Linked DNA regions of Mus musculus: all the other regions are linked to region 1. The links are chromatin contacts, found by POLR2A ChIA-PET in ENCODE. All regions are on one chromosome and are shown on one strand. Each heading gives the region's core, a stretch centred on a gene start or an enhancer-like site at or near the end of the contact. The rest is flanking DNA. Distances are from core to core; before and after follow the strand shown. Region 1 holds the start of Idh2 (isocitrate dehydrogenase 2 (NADP+), mitochondrial). Region 2 holds the start of Rccd1 (RCC1 domain containing 1). Region 3 holds the start of Prc1 (protein regulator of cytokinesis 1). Region 4 holds the start of Ttll13 (tubulin tyrosine ligase-like family, member 13).

What was found. ChIA-PET counts read pairs that join two places held with the same protein, here RNA polymerase II (POLR2A).
Region 2: POLR2A ChIA-PET joins it to region 1 with 14 read pairs in embryonic stem cell. The contact joins the promoter of Rccd1 here to the promoter of Idh2 in region 1. POLR2A ChIA-PET finds 5 or more read pairs at or near these places in 4 of 5 experiments (Patski and embryonic stem cell).
Region 3: POLR2A ChIA-PET joins it to region 1 with 15 read pairs in Patski. The contact joins the promoter of Prc1 here to the promoter of Idh2 in region 1. POLR2A ChIA-PET finds 5 or more read pairs at or near these places in 3 of 5 experiments (Patski and embryonic stem cell).
Region 4: POLR2A ChIA-PET joins it to region 1 with 12 read pairs in Patski. The contact joins the promoter of Ttll13 here to the promoter of Idh2 in region 1. POLR2A ChIA-PET finds 5 or more read pairs at or near these places in 3 of 5 experiments (Patski and embryonic stem cell).

What each region holds. Positions count from the first base shown.
Region 1 is chr7:80,113,975-80,116,856 of GRCm38, forward strand. It overlaps Idh2 (isocitrate dehydrogenase 2 (NADP+), mitochondrial), which reads right to left and starts at 1,376. Exons shown (of 11, transcript NM_173011.2): 1 at 1,188-1,376. The coding sequence starts at 1,302.
Region 2 is chr7:80,323,066-80,325,947 of GRCm38, forward strand. Rccd1 (RCC1 domain containing 1) reads right to left here and starts at 1,389. Exons shown (of 9, transcript NM_173445.4): 1 at 685-1,389. Unc45a (unc-45 myosin chaperone A) reads right to left here. Exons shown (of 20, transcript NM_133952.2): 20 at 2,227-2,812. The coding sequence ends at 2,555.
Region 3 is chr7:80,293,077-80,295,958 of GRCm38, forward strand. Prc1 (protein regulator of cytokinesis 1) reads left to right here and starts at 1,400. Exons shown (of 15, transcript NM_001374624.1): 1 at 1,400-1,515. The coding sequence starts at 1,505. It also overlaps a transcript of Rccd1 not described here.
Region 4 is chr7:80,244,954-80,247,835 of GRCm38, forward strand. It overlaps Ttll13 (tubulin tyrosine ligase-like family, member 13), which reads left to right and starts at 1,423. Exons shown (of 15, transcript NM_177765.3): 1 at 1,423-1,710; 2 at 2,331-2,598. The coding sequence starts at 2,342.

The sequences.
Region 1 (2,882 bases), core at 126-2,625:
GAGGCAGATCCCAAGAACACAAAAACATGTATGTCCCTTTCTCCTTGGCAAAGGGGAGTGTCAAGGGCCCCGCCCTCTCCCTCCTCCTGGCCCCCAGCTTCGGTCAGCTGCTCCCACGGTGAGTTAACGATTACCACTCTAGCCAGAACAAACCCCATAGCCAAACCCACCCCCTCTTCCTCATTCCTCTGGCTAACCCCAAGGGGTTTTGAGCCAGGTCAGGATAGAATTTCCGTGGCAACAGGCATCAAAAGAGGCCACCAAGTGCTCTACATTGTTCCGTGCCTTTTGTAGCAAGGCGCTGAGTAGCAAGGGTATGAAAGATGCCCACATGCCAGGTTGGGCAATCTGTTAGTAATGGAGACTCTAAAACCCTGATTATTTTGTCCGGAGTTGCGCCTTCACGTCTAAGAAGTAAGCTGAAGGCAACGCAGAGATCTCATGGGAACGACTGACTGCAGAAAAATGACAATATGCGTGCAGTGCCAGGTCTCCACAGCTTGTATGCCAGGCAGGACCCACTCACATGCAGCAGCTCGTGGTTGGCCCAGCAAGGGGCCAGGAGAGGGCCCAGACTGAGCGTCCTGCGCAGCGAAGGGTGGGGGAGTGGCAGAGAAACAAAAGCGGGAAAAATGGAAGGACATTCCTCCAGCTGTCGAGTAAAGGTTCCAAAAATAGCTGACGTGGGCCTGTTGGAGAGGAGGGACCAGAGTACGCAGGGATTGGAGAGAAGGGGAAGTGGAGGCCTCTCCTCCTCGCCTTTGTCTGAGCCGGGAGCGCGAGGTGACCCTCCTCTGCCTAGGGCTGCAGCAGGCCGCTCCAGCCCCTCTTGGTCGCTTGTCCCCTCCAAAGGCCCAAGGCAGTCATGATACCCCACCCTGGGTCCAGGTACCTCTGGAAATGCTCCCCCGGAATACCTGGAGAACCCCAGCCCTGATAGGACCCAGCAATCCCGCCCCAGGCCACCAGCTGCCACTATCCCCTGGGTCCCCACCCCTGCGCCTGCAGCGGCCCAGGCGCGCGGGGCGCGGGAGCTCGGTGTAAGGCCACCTCCCGGCCCTTTGTAACCCGCACGCCGCTGTTCCCCGACCGCCGGCGTGTCGCGAGTGGCACTCCAGGGTCCCCCTCCCGGGACGTCGCCACGTCGCAGCGCTGCACGCGAGCCCGCCCCCCGGTGCGACACTCACAGTGGCGCCGCGGCTGCTCCGGCCAGCTGGGGACAGTCAGTGCTGCCGGTGCCCAGGTCCGCGCTGAGCCCGAGGCTCTGCAGAGCGAGCTCACAGCCCGCAGGTAGCCGGCCATCCCGAGCACGCGAGGTCCGAGCACGCCGCTGCACCGGGCTGTGCGGTGGGGACTCTAGGCTGGCCCTGGTGGCTGGGACCCAACCGGGGCGGAGCTGCAGAACCTGCCGCCCCATTGGGTCTCACCCGGGAGAAGGCGGGTCCACGCCAGGGCAGGAGCCTGCTCGACACCCTTGGGCCTGTTCCAGAGCTCAGGCGGCCCCAGTGCTGAGCCCGCGCTTTCTGGGAGCCTCCATATATCCTCAAAGCATCAGGTACCGGGGAGACCCATCGGGCCGCGGGGGCTCACGGCTGCAAGACTCCCCGCTTCCGTTAGAATGTCAGCTGCAGACACGTCGCCTTAGTCCCCTGCGTCCTTTGCGTTTAGCTGACCGACGGACCTGAGGCGCTTTCATCAAGACAATGACAAGCTTTGCCGTCTTGAACCTAGACCATGGCAACTTGGGTCTCCCCCAGGTAGCGTCCAGTTGGGTGGACTAACCAGGATCGAGAGTTGAAATGCCAAGTACGGTGGAGGCAAGAGGATGAGAAGTTAGGCTACATACCAAGTTCTAGACCAGCCTGGGCTATATGAGACGCTGCGGGGCGGGGCGGGGGGGGGGGCGGCTGGAAATCCTCCTTCTGCTCCTGACTAGGCCAAACTCCTAGCCCCAAAGTCCTTCATCATGGCCGACTCTGTCTCTTCTGGACATAAGAGTGCCTGCCAGGAGACTTCTGTGACATTTGTGTGTAAAGGTTTGAGGTATGTTCATCCTTCAATAGTACAACCACTGCCCAAGTTAATTATATTCTATGCTAGTAGTTATGTAGCCCTGAAGGAAAGCCCATGTCTCCTATATCCTAGGCAAAGGTCCATCCACAACCCAGCCCAACAGCTCCTAGTTTACCTGTTTGCGTGGGGAAACAAACAGAAACATACAAGCTAAATCCATCACTGTTCATTTTCTTGAAGTAGGGGTCACTGAAGTCTGGGTTTTGTGTATCAAATATCACAAATCCACCCCAGCTCTCCCAGTCACACCAACTCACTCCAGATGAGAGCAACCTTTCTGCCCTGTGCTCCCAGCTTCCCAACCCAGCTTCACAGTGTTGTCAGGTGGAGCTATGCCAGGAAAGTGGCCTTGAACTGCCAACATCAAAGCTTCCCTCCTGGAGTCTCAATCCATCCGAGTCACAGATTTGGTTCTGGGATCCAGTACAGAGAGTATATGCAAAGGAGAGACATCTGGGTCCCTCCAGGGACTGAGGAAAGGAATAGGAAAGTCTGGCCTGGGGCAGCATGTTCCAGAACAGTCTGAGAGCCCTTCTACGAGATTCCCAGTTCTCTTGTGTAAACACCGGTAAAGACCACAGAGGTTGTTGACTTGGGCTTTCATGCCATCCTGGAAATACCAGACCCCTGGACTCCAGGATCCACACGTGCAAGGTCGGAGAACAGACTTCCTATGCATCTTTCTAGACCAGTTAGAGTATGGATGAAGGTCAGCTACCTGCACTGCCTCTGTGATTGCTGCTGAAGCACAAGGGGCTTCTACATAGCAGACTCCGTCTCAGAGTTCTGCCAAGTCACTACCCAGCCTC
Region 2 (2,882 bases), core at 139-2,638, 210 kb after region 1:
AGGTGCAGAAAGTGCTGCAGGGTGGTTGTTTCGGGTCCAAGGGTAACTATACAAAGTCGTTCTACTGACTTCTATCGTGATTGGTTTCAAGGGCACAGAACATAACTATATAATCAATCTTAGCATTAGAAAGTTCCTTAGGAACAGCACAAACATGAGAAAGTTTCTTTATAATGGCAGGCTGTCCAGGTAACGGTTACCTAGGCCTTAACCTTCCATCTAGGCCTTAACAGTGGTCTCTTTCTTTGCAACCCAGAACTTATTTCTATTACCACAAGGGAACTGTGAGGCATGTACGTGGGAGATCAGATACAACACTAGGATCTGAGGCCCACAGCTCCAGTCTCTTAGCCTTGAGAACTTTAACCCCGAGTCTCCATTCAAATTGACTCCATTTTTCTCTAGACTCCCAATCACACAGCAAGTGTGGAGCTGAGCCGTGTCCTATGGATTTATAAGCCTCGTCCCAACAAGAAGAATAAACACCTGGGACCTAGGTGGGCGTGCCTGTGCACCTGGATCCTATTGCACAACTTCAGTTTTACAAGGCGAGTGGGGACAGCACTGCTTGTATCTACCTAGCAGAACTGTTTGCAATAAATACAAATCAAAATTTAAGTGTAAACAGTCCTAGCTTAGTTTACACAGTAGAATTTAACGACGAAAATGACCATTGGCTCTTACCGGGTTTCAGAGGCATTTGGACAATTTCCACTGGACCTTACTCGGTCGTTTATTCAAGAAGTCTTTGCTGCGCCTTTCCTTTGACTTAATGTGATGACTATGGGTCCCAGGGAGCTCAGGCTGAAATTGGGAGACAGTCGCGCGGTTCAAAATGCAACGCCACTTCACTCGAATGGATCAGAATTTTACAGACACTCTCGAGCCTCTTAAGTCAGATCTGAGACTACAGCTCCTGGATCCCCAACCAAAGGAATCTTTCATCTTCCCATTAGCCTGTACCCTCAACTCATCAGGAAAGCCCTTTAAGCAGGAAACCTTGAAAGTGAGCAGCGCATAGTAATGTATGGCTCGGGGAACAGATGGCCGGCGGAGTAAAGCACTTTTTAAGGGCCTCCGCGCCAAGCAACGCGGTCATTCGGTGCGCCAGCTTTTCGGAGCCAATCGCAGGCACGAGCGGTGACGTCACCACTGGGGCGCGCCTGACCGGCACACATGCGCCGGGTTACCTGCCACCAGGCAGTAGGCTGAAGTCTCCTGTGCGCGCCAACAGCAGTGGACGCGGTTGGAACCACTGAATGAATGGATACTCTTGACGATCCGAGGGAAACGGCGGGCGAAGACCAAGCCCTGACACCCTCCATTCCCTTTGAACAAGGAAGGAGGTCGTTCACTACTGAACAAGCGCAGGACTGAGGGCCAAACAGGAAGCTGTAGTACTAGTGCCTTCACTGATTGGCCCAGGCTCTGTCACTTACTTGTACTGAGCCAATGAGTGCCAAGCCTGGACTCCAGCCTCTAAGAAACCGGTGTTCCTAGCCATATAGGGAATCTATTTGAGTCCTGTTTCTCCTTCAACCTGGCAGAGTTACAGAAAAATGTATTTTCCCCGAGGGAAGCGCACACTGACCCCAAATTCCAAACACAGACTGGGTAGAGATCACAGAAAACTCACAATATCATGACAAATGTATCCAAGGACCAGCATAAAAAAACGACACTGAAAAAAAAAAAAAAAAAAAAAGCTGGGCAGTGGTGGCGCACGCCTTTAATCCCAGCATTCGGGAGGCACAGGCAGGCGGATTTCTGAGTTCGAGGCCAGCCTGGTCTACAAAGTGAGCTCCAGGACAGCCAGGGCTATACAGAGAAACCCTGTCTCGAAAAAAAACCAAAAAAAAAAAAAAAAAGAAAGAAAGAAAAAGAAAAAACCAACCAAACAAACAAACAAAAAAAAAAAAAAAAAAAAAGACACTGAAATTTGATCAGCTTCCTAAGCTTTAGGCTAACTCACCAGGATTTAGAAAGAAACCAGCGTGGGTGTTGGCACTTGTAATTCCTACAACTCTTAACGGTTGAGAAAGGATTATCAGTTTGAAGCCAGCCTGTCCTACCCATATTAAGGCCTTGTCTACAAAGGTTCTCCATGGGCCCACTGGCTTCCTTCTGTTACAGCAACAGCGCTCTACAGCACACTTTGCTGATGTCCAGCTGTTGCTCCTGAGTGTCCCACCCTCAGCAGCCCCGCCTACAACAACAAACAGATGCTTTAGTTCCACAGAATTTATTAGCGGGGTGAGCCTGCTGGCAGGCTCTGATGATGCTCCCAGCATGTGAGGATGCTGTTGTGTCCTTCCTTCTTGATGCCCATAATCCTCAGGCTTGAATGGGATGTACGTCCCCCAGCCTCAGCTCTCTACAGTACAGACAGGGCCCTCCTGAGTGCTGGCAGGGCAGGGCTGTATGCTGTGTGTCCTGAGAACACCAAAGTGCAACTGTGGCAGCTGTGGAGGCGAGGCAAGTATCGAGCATCCCAGTGCTGACTCAGAGCTGTGAAGGGTGACAGATGCGTGAGCTGTGGGCCCCGGGCCGATCGTCACTCTCCGTCCTGGTTGGGTTGGATGAGTCTATATTCCACTGCTTTCTCCAGGCAGGCTGCGGCAGCCCTGGTGACTGGGCTCTCCTCGCCCTTGGCCAACACTGACAGGATCTCCAGGACCTCACTCTCCATCAGGGTGCCGGCGATCTCCTTCGAAGACTGCATCATGTTCAGCACCACCACGGTGCCCCGGTGCTGCAGCTCCTGGTTGGGGCTGAGGAGCAGGGCCTGCAAGATCTCCAGCCAGTGTGTGGTCTGTAGGAAACGGGCGGATGTGAAGACTGGCAGAAACCACATCTACGCTCTAGGAACTCCCCGACACAAC
Region 3 (2,882 bases), core at 150-2,649, 180 kb after region 1:
TGAATCTTTTAAGTTGCCCTCTATTCTCCACACATGACCACCCCATATACACACACAAATTTAATAAATGTATTTATCATAAAAAAGAGAAGCAAATAATGAGACTCTTATAGATGGTACAGTTGACCAATACAGAAAAGCAGACAATTTTAGTTATAATTCAGTATAAACTAGATTTTGTTTTATTTTGGGCCTATAGATGGAAGCTAGTGGTTTAAAAGCGCATTGCTAATCACCAGTGCTGTGGGTAACAAGGATACTCCAGGTAAAGTTTGGTGCAGAAGATAGGTTAATAAGTACCTCTTCGCAAAGGAGAATTCAATAATTACACTTCTACAAATCATTTTGGAGGAGGTAGCAAAAAAGAAATTCATCTCAGCTTTATTACAAATTTTAGTCTGAGTAGCAAAGGAGATACTCCCATAGCAGTGTATTAGGTAATAGTAAATCATTGAAAATGGGATACAGATGCTATGGGTCAGTGGGAAGAAAAGGACACACAAATACTTTGGTTGTTTTTTGTTTTTGTTTTTTGTTTGTTTGTTTGTTTGTTTTGGTTTTTCGAGACAGGGTTTCTCTGTGTAGCCCTGGCTGTCCTGGAACTCACTTTGCGGACCAGGCTGGCCTCGAACTCAGAAATCCGCCTGCCTCTGCCTCCCAAGTGCTGGTATTAAAGGCGTGCGCCACCACGCCCGGCTACACAAATACTTTGATGTCATGTTCAAATTGTGGAGTTTTCCTGATTTACCTAAATCTTATAATGTGCAAGAAAAACAAAGCCCAAATCACCATTTGCTCACAGCTAAATTGGGCAAGTCAGTTTTTTCCTGTAGCCCAAACTATTTCCCTGTCCTGTCTCTGCCGCCTACGTTCTGGAAAAGCTACTCAAATCTTTTTCTTCAGGATAGTGATGATCATTATTAACAGGTGTGTTCTAATGATTAAATGCGATAAACTTGTCCACTAAGGTACCAGGACCAAGAGCCTGGTTTTTTTTTCCTTCTAAGCTTTCCTGCTAGTCCCTGCTCCTCTTGGGACATTGGAGAGTAGCAAGAAGTCGAGCTGTTCTGGCAGTCTACCCAATACTTCTCAGGAAGCACAAAAATTTGAAACCCAACGGCAGCAACTCAGTGGGTACCGGTGACATCATCGGCCACACCCCTACACCCCACCCTTGAGGCGGGCATAGGTGCACGCATGCGCATATTGAGGCCCGCACGCTCCCCGTGCAAGCGCTTCCCACGCCCTAGGCGGTCTCTGTATCCCAGGCCTAGGCAGCAGCCCTTCGCAGGAGGGGCGGGACGAGGGCGGGGCTCCGTGAGTGGCGGACGCGGTAACCAATTGTCATTTGGCACCGCCTCTGGCTCGGTTTGAATTCCGCGGGGTCCAACGGCTCGAGAGTGGAGACGGACTCCGGGTGAAGTCTGCTGCGGCTGGTTACCGTTCTCCGTCCCGCGCGTGGCAAGTGGAGGGTCTCGATTCTGGACAGCTTGGAGCGTCCACCATGAGGAGAAGGTGCGGGTCTCTTAGGGGCGGGACCCATTACTGAGGTGCGGGTCTGGTACCAGGTTCGACAAGCTGGGTTCGCCGGTCTTCAGGCACCGATGTCTGTGGCTGGGGCGCTCGAAGCCGGCTCCGGAGGGCATCTGTGCCCGAGGCCACTAGCGGGGCGAGCAGCGGGGACAGCGCGGGGTTGACACGCTTCCTCGAGGCCGGGGTGGGTTTGTCTCAGGCCTGGCGTAGCTGGCGGCCGAGCTCAGGTGCCGCCGCAAGTCGCGGCTACTCGGCCTCTTCTCTGTGTAAACGCTGAGCATGTAATGGTGTGGGCTTCTCATCTCTTGAGTATAGTCTGTAATCGCATTGCTCGGGAGGCTAGAACAAAATCGATTCGAGTTTAGCCTAGGAGATGTAGTTTAAGACTAACCTGGGCTACGGAGTGAGACAGTACAAAAAGCCCTGAAGTTTTTTTAACCTTAAAGTTTTAAATGTATCGTTTTTTCTTCGTGTCTTACAGTTCCGCGTTTTTACTTGAGTTAGGAAGACGGCTTGAGCCGGCCAGTGGTGGCACACGCCTTTAATCCCACCACTTGGGAGGCGGAGGCAGGCGGATTTCTGAGTTCGAGGATAGCCAGGGCTACAGAGTGAGTTCCAGGACAGCCAGGGTTACACAGAGAAACCCTGTCACAAAAAAAAAAAAAAAAAAAAAAAAAAAAAAAAAAAAAAGAAAGAAAGAAAGAAAGGCTTTATTTCCTTGCAAGTTAACAAATTCGAATTCTTTTCCGGTCGTTTTAAGATTCCCAGGCGGGGTTAGAGAGATGGTTTAGCGGCTAAAAGCACTGATTGCTCTCCCAGAGGAGGTGGGTTCAATTTCCCAGCACTCACAAGGCAGCTCACAACTGTCTTTAACTCCAGTTCCAGGTGATTTTTGACACCCTCACATACAGACATACATCTAGGAAAAACACCGACGCACCTATGAAAATAAATAAAAAGAATCCTCTATTAAAAAGAAAATTCCCGGGCACTGCTTGGGAGTGCCCGATTGGAAATCCAATCAGAACTGACTCTTTGAGTAAAAGGCTGAATGCCGTTTTCGAATTTATAAAATAATTTTCTGCAACGAGTTGGGTGACAAGGCTTTGTAATTTCTAAGAATCTTGGTTTTGTGATTATAGATTTTGATCATTTTTTTTACCCCCAGATACTTGGCCTCAAGAGTCTGGGAATAGAATGAAAACAACTGACAAGTAGTATTGTGAAAAGAAATTGAGTACAAGGCTAAGGATTTCAGATATTCCCATCTGAATGACGTTATTCATTAAGCCCTTCTGGGGTTAATGGTGCATTATGAAGACTAGTAAAATCCTAACTTACACTGAATA
Region 4 (2,882 bases), core at 173-2,672, 130 kb after region 1:
CTGTGGACCTGTTTAGAAGTAGTTCTTTGGGGAGATTGGGAAATCTCTGTTGTTAGAATATCATCAGCCCAGTCCAAAACAATTAACATGAGTCAATAGCAGCAGTCCAGCCTTACTGGCAAACATCAAACAGGCGTCAGTAGCAGCGGTCGATCCAGAAGAAATTGAGAGAGAGGCTCCACAGGTCAGCAGAAGTCAGCAGAAGCAAGCGGCAAGAAGTCACCTGAATATCACAGAAAGTTCTGTGGCAAGCCAGTCTCTATGAAGTCAAGACAAGGGAAGATCAGCAAGTCAGTGCAAGGCGAACCAATGCAAGAGCCTTGTCACACTGTCTGTGGAGTATATTTATATTCTTTCTACTCATCACACGTCCTTTTCCTTCCTGCTTCAGAAAGACATTCTCACCTGTCTCTGCTTCAGCAAAACATCTCGTGACATAACTGAGTCCCCCCCCCCCCCAAGAAAATTTCCACTTCAATGTAGTTTCTGCAATTTTTTGTTTAAGGTTTTTCGAGACAGGGTTTCTCTGTATAGCCCTGGCTGTCCTGGAACTCACTCTGTAGACCAGACTGGCCTCGAACTCAGAAATCTGCCTGCCTCTGCCTCCCAAGTTCTGGGATTAAAGGCGTGCACCACCATGCCCGGCTAATGTTTGTCTTTTTATGAATAATAATAATAATAATAATCCAAAATTCTCTGGATTTTGCTACAACAAAATAATCTGAATCATATGTTGGGTTGGGTTTGGTGAAGAAAGCTAATGAAATTCAAAGTGGGGGGCAGGGATGCCAGGTTATAGGAAGGCAACAGTGACAGAGAAATTGAATGAGGTCATTCTGTTATTTCATTTTCTTGAGGTTACAAAAGTATTTATGGTTGTGGGTACCACATCAAGTTATGGGTGTAGGGGTGAGAGGACAATGTATTGTTTTCTTCTTCCACCATGTGGGTTCTGGAGGTCGAACTCATGTCCCCCTGACTTGTCAGCTATCATTTTGGTCCGCTGAGCCACCTTGCTGGCCTTATTCTGTAATTTGCTAATGGAGCTAGTGAATGAAACATTGGAAGGCATGTGTTCTTATCGCAGCTGTCCCTGTTAAGGGCAGGAATTTTTTTATAGCATCATTTCTAAATGTGGAAGAACCACAAGCAGCTATTTTGTCCCAAACATAAACATATTTGGGTTGGCCATAGGATTCCAGGAAAAGTGGAGCAGAAAAGGTGGAACCCGCCCCAATATGGGAGGACTACAAATCCCATAATGCGTTGGAAAAATACGTCTCGGCCGTTCACGTACACTCGGACCTCTAGACGCACCCGGCAAATGCAGACAGCTAGGGGGCCAAGATGGCTTCTACTGGCGCCAAAGTGGGTGTGGTTCCCGGGAAAGCCACGCCCCCAGAACGCTACTGCAATAGGGGCGGCCTTCGTGTCCATAGCGACGGCGGCGGCGGCGGCCGTCTGCTTGCTTAAGAAGTCGCCGCCGCCGCCAGGATCTCGGAGCCAGGAGTTAACCCCGAGGGGGAGCGGGCTCCCCCTCGCGACAGCGGGGACAGACAGTCCTGTGGAACGACGAGAAGGTCCCCGACGTCCAGCAACGCCCAGGAAGAGCCGCAGCGAACGAGCGGCGGCCATGAGCGACCAGCTGAGTCCAGCCCCGAGCCGATAGGGGCAGCTCCAGCAGCCCCTGAGCTCTCCTCGAAACCTCGGGTGGGCAGTGTCTGCCGTGGGTTTCCTTTCCTCTATTGTAACCCAAAGAGTCTTAGCTATTAGAGGCCCAACCCCAAACGCGTTCACGTAGGGAAACTGAGTTCTGGCTCAGGGAAATCGCCGGCCGATAACCTTTGATTGATAACCTTTGATTTACAGCTGTATCTTATTTTATTTTTTTTTAAAGATTTATTTATTATATGTGAGTACACTGGATGGTTGTGAGCCACCATGTGGTTGCTGGGATTTGAACTCAGGACCTTTGGAAGAGCAGTCGGTGCTCTTAATCACTGAGCCATCTCTCCAGCCCTCTACAGCTGTGTTTTAAAGCAGACTTCTCCAGTTCTGTCAGCCACCTTTCTTCCCCTTCAGGAAACAAAACAGCCGCGGTGGTGGTTCCTGTCAACTCTATTCTGCACTGCACACTTATATCTTATCAGCCCCCCATGCTTCCTCCCCACAGCCCTCTACTTGGAAACAACCTATTCTACAGTAGGGTTGATCTAAAAGGGCAACATTTCATTCTAGCACCGTAAAGGCGCTCCGGGTAAATTCCTGCAGGACTTCCTGGGCCCGGAGAAAGGTCTGATAAATATTTATTCCTATCCCTTTCCCCTTAGAATCTGAGAGGATGGAGCCCAATAACTGTAAGACCAGTGAATCTGAGGAAGATGATATTGAGGAAGAAGAATCTGAGGAAGAATGTGTTAGAGAGGAATCTACCACCCCCAACTCTACCCAGCAGGCACTTAGAAAGGCTGACTATAAAGAATTTGAGAATGGGGTTGCCTTATCGGTTGTAGCCAAGAAAATTCCAAAGAAAATATTAAGTGCAACAGACACAGATGATTTGGAAGTTGGGAGGAGAAGAAGAAAGCGGAAACGAAGGTATCTTTTCCTTCGATCCCTCACAGGTGTGACTCTAGAGACATTACCCCTTGGCTTCACACCACCATTTGGTAGCGGAGCATGGTGGGATCCAAGCTTTTCACTTTAGCCTTTGGGAAAGGAGAGGAGAGCCAGATGATGGTGCATGCATATAATCCCATCATTAGGGAAGCTGAAACAAAAAGATTACGTGTGTTCTAGACCAGCTTGGACTACAACGTGAGACCCTGCCCCCCATCAAAAATCATATAACTATGGGCTGATGAGATGGCTCAGCTGGAGAA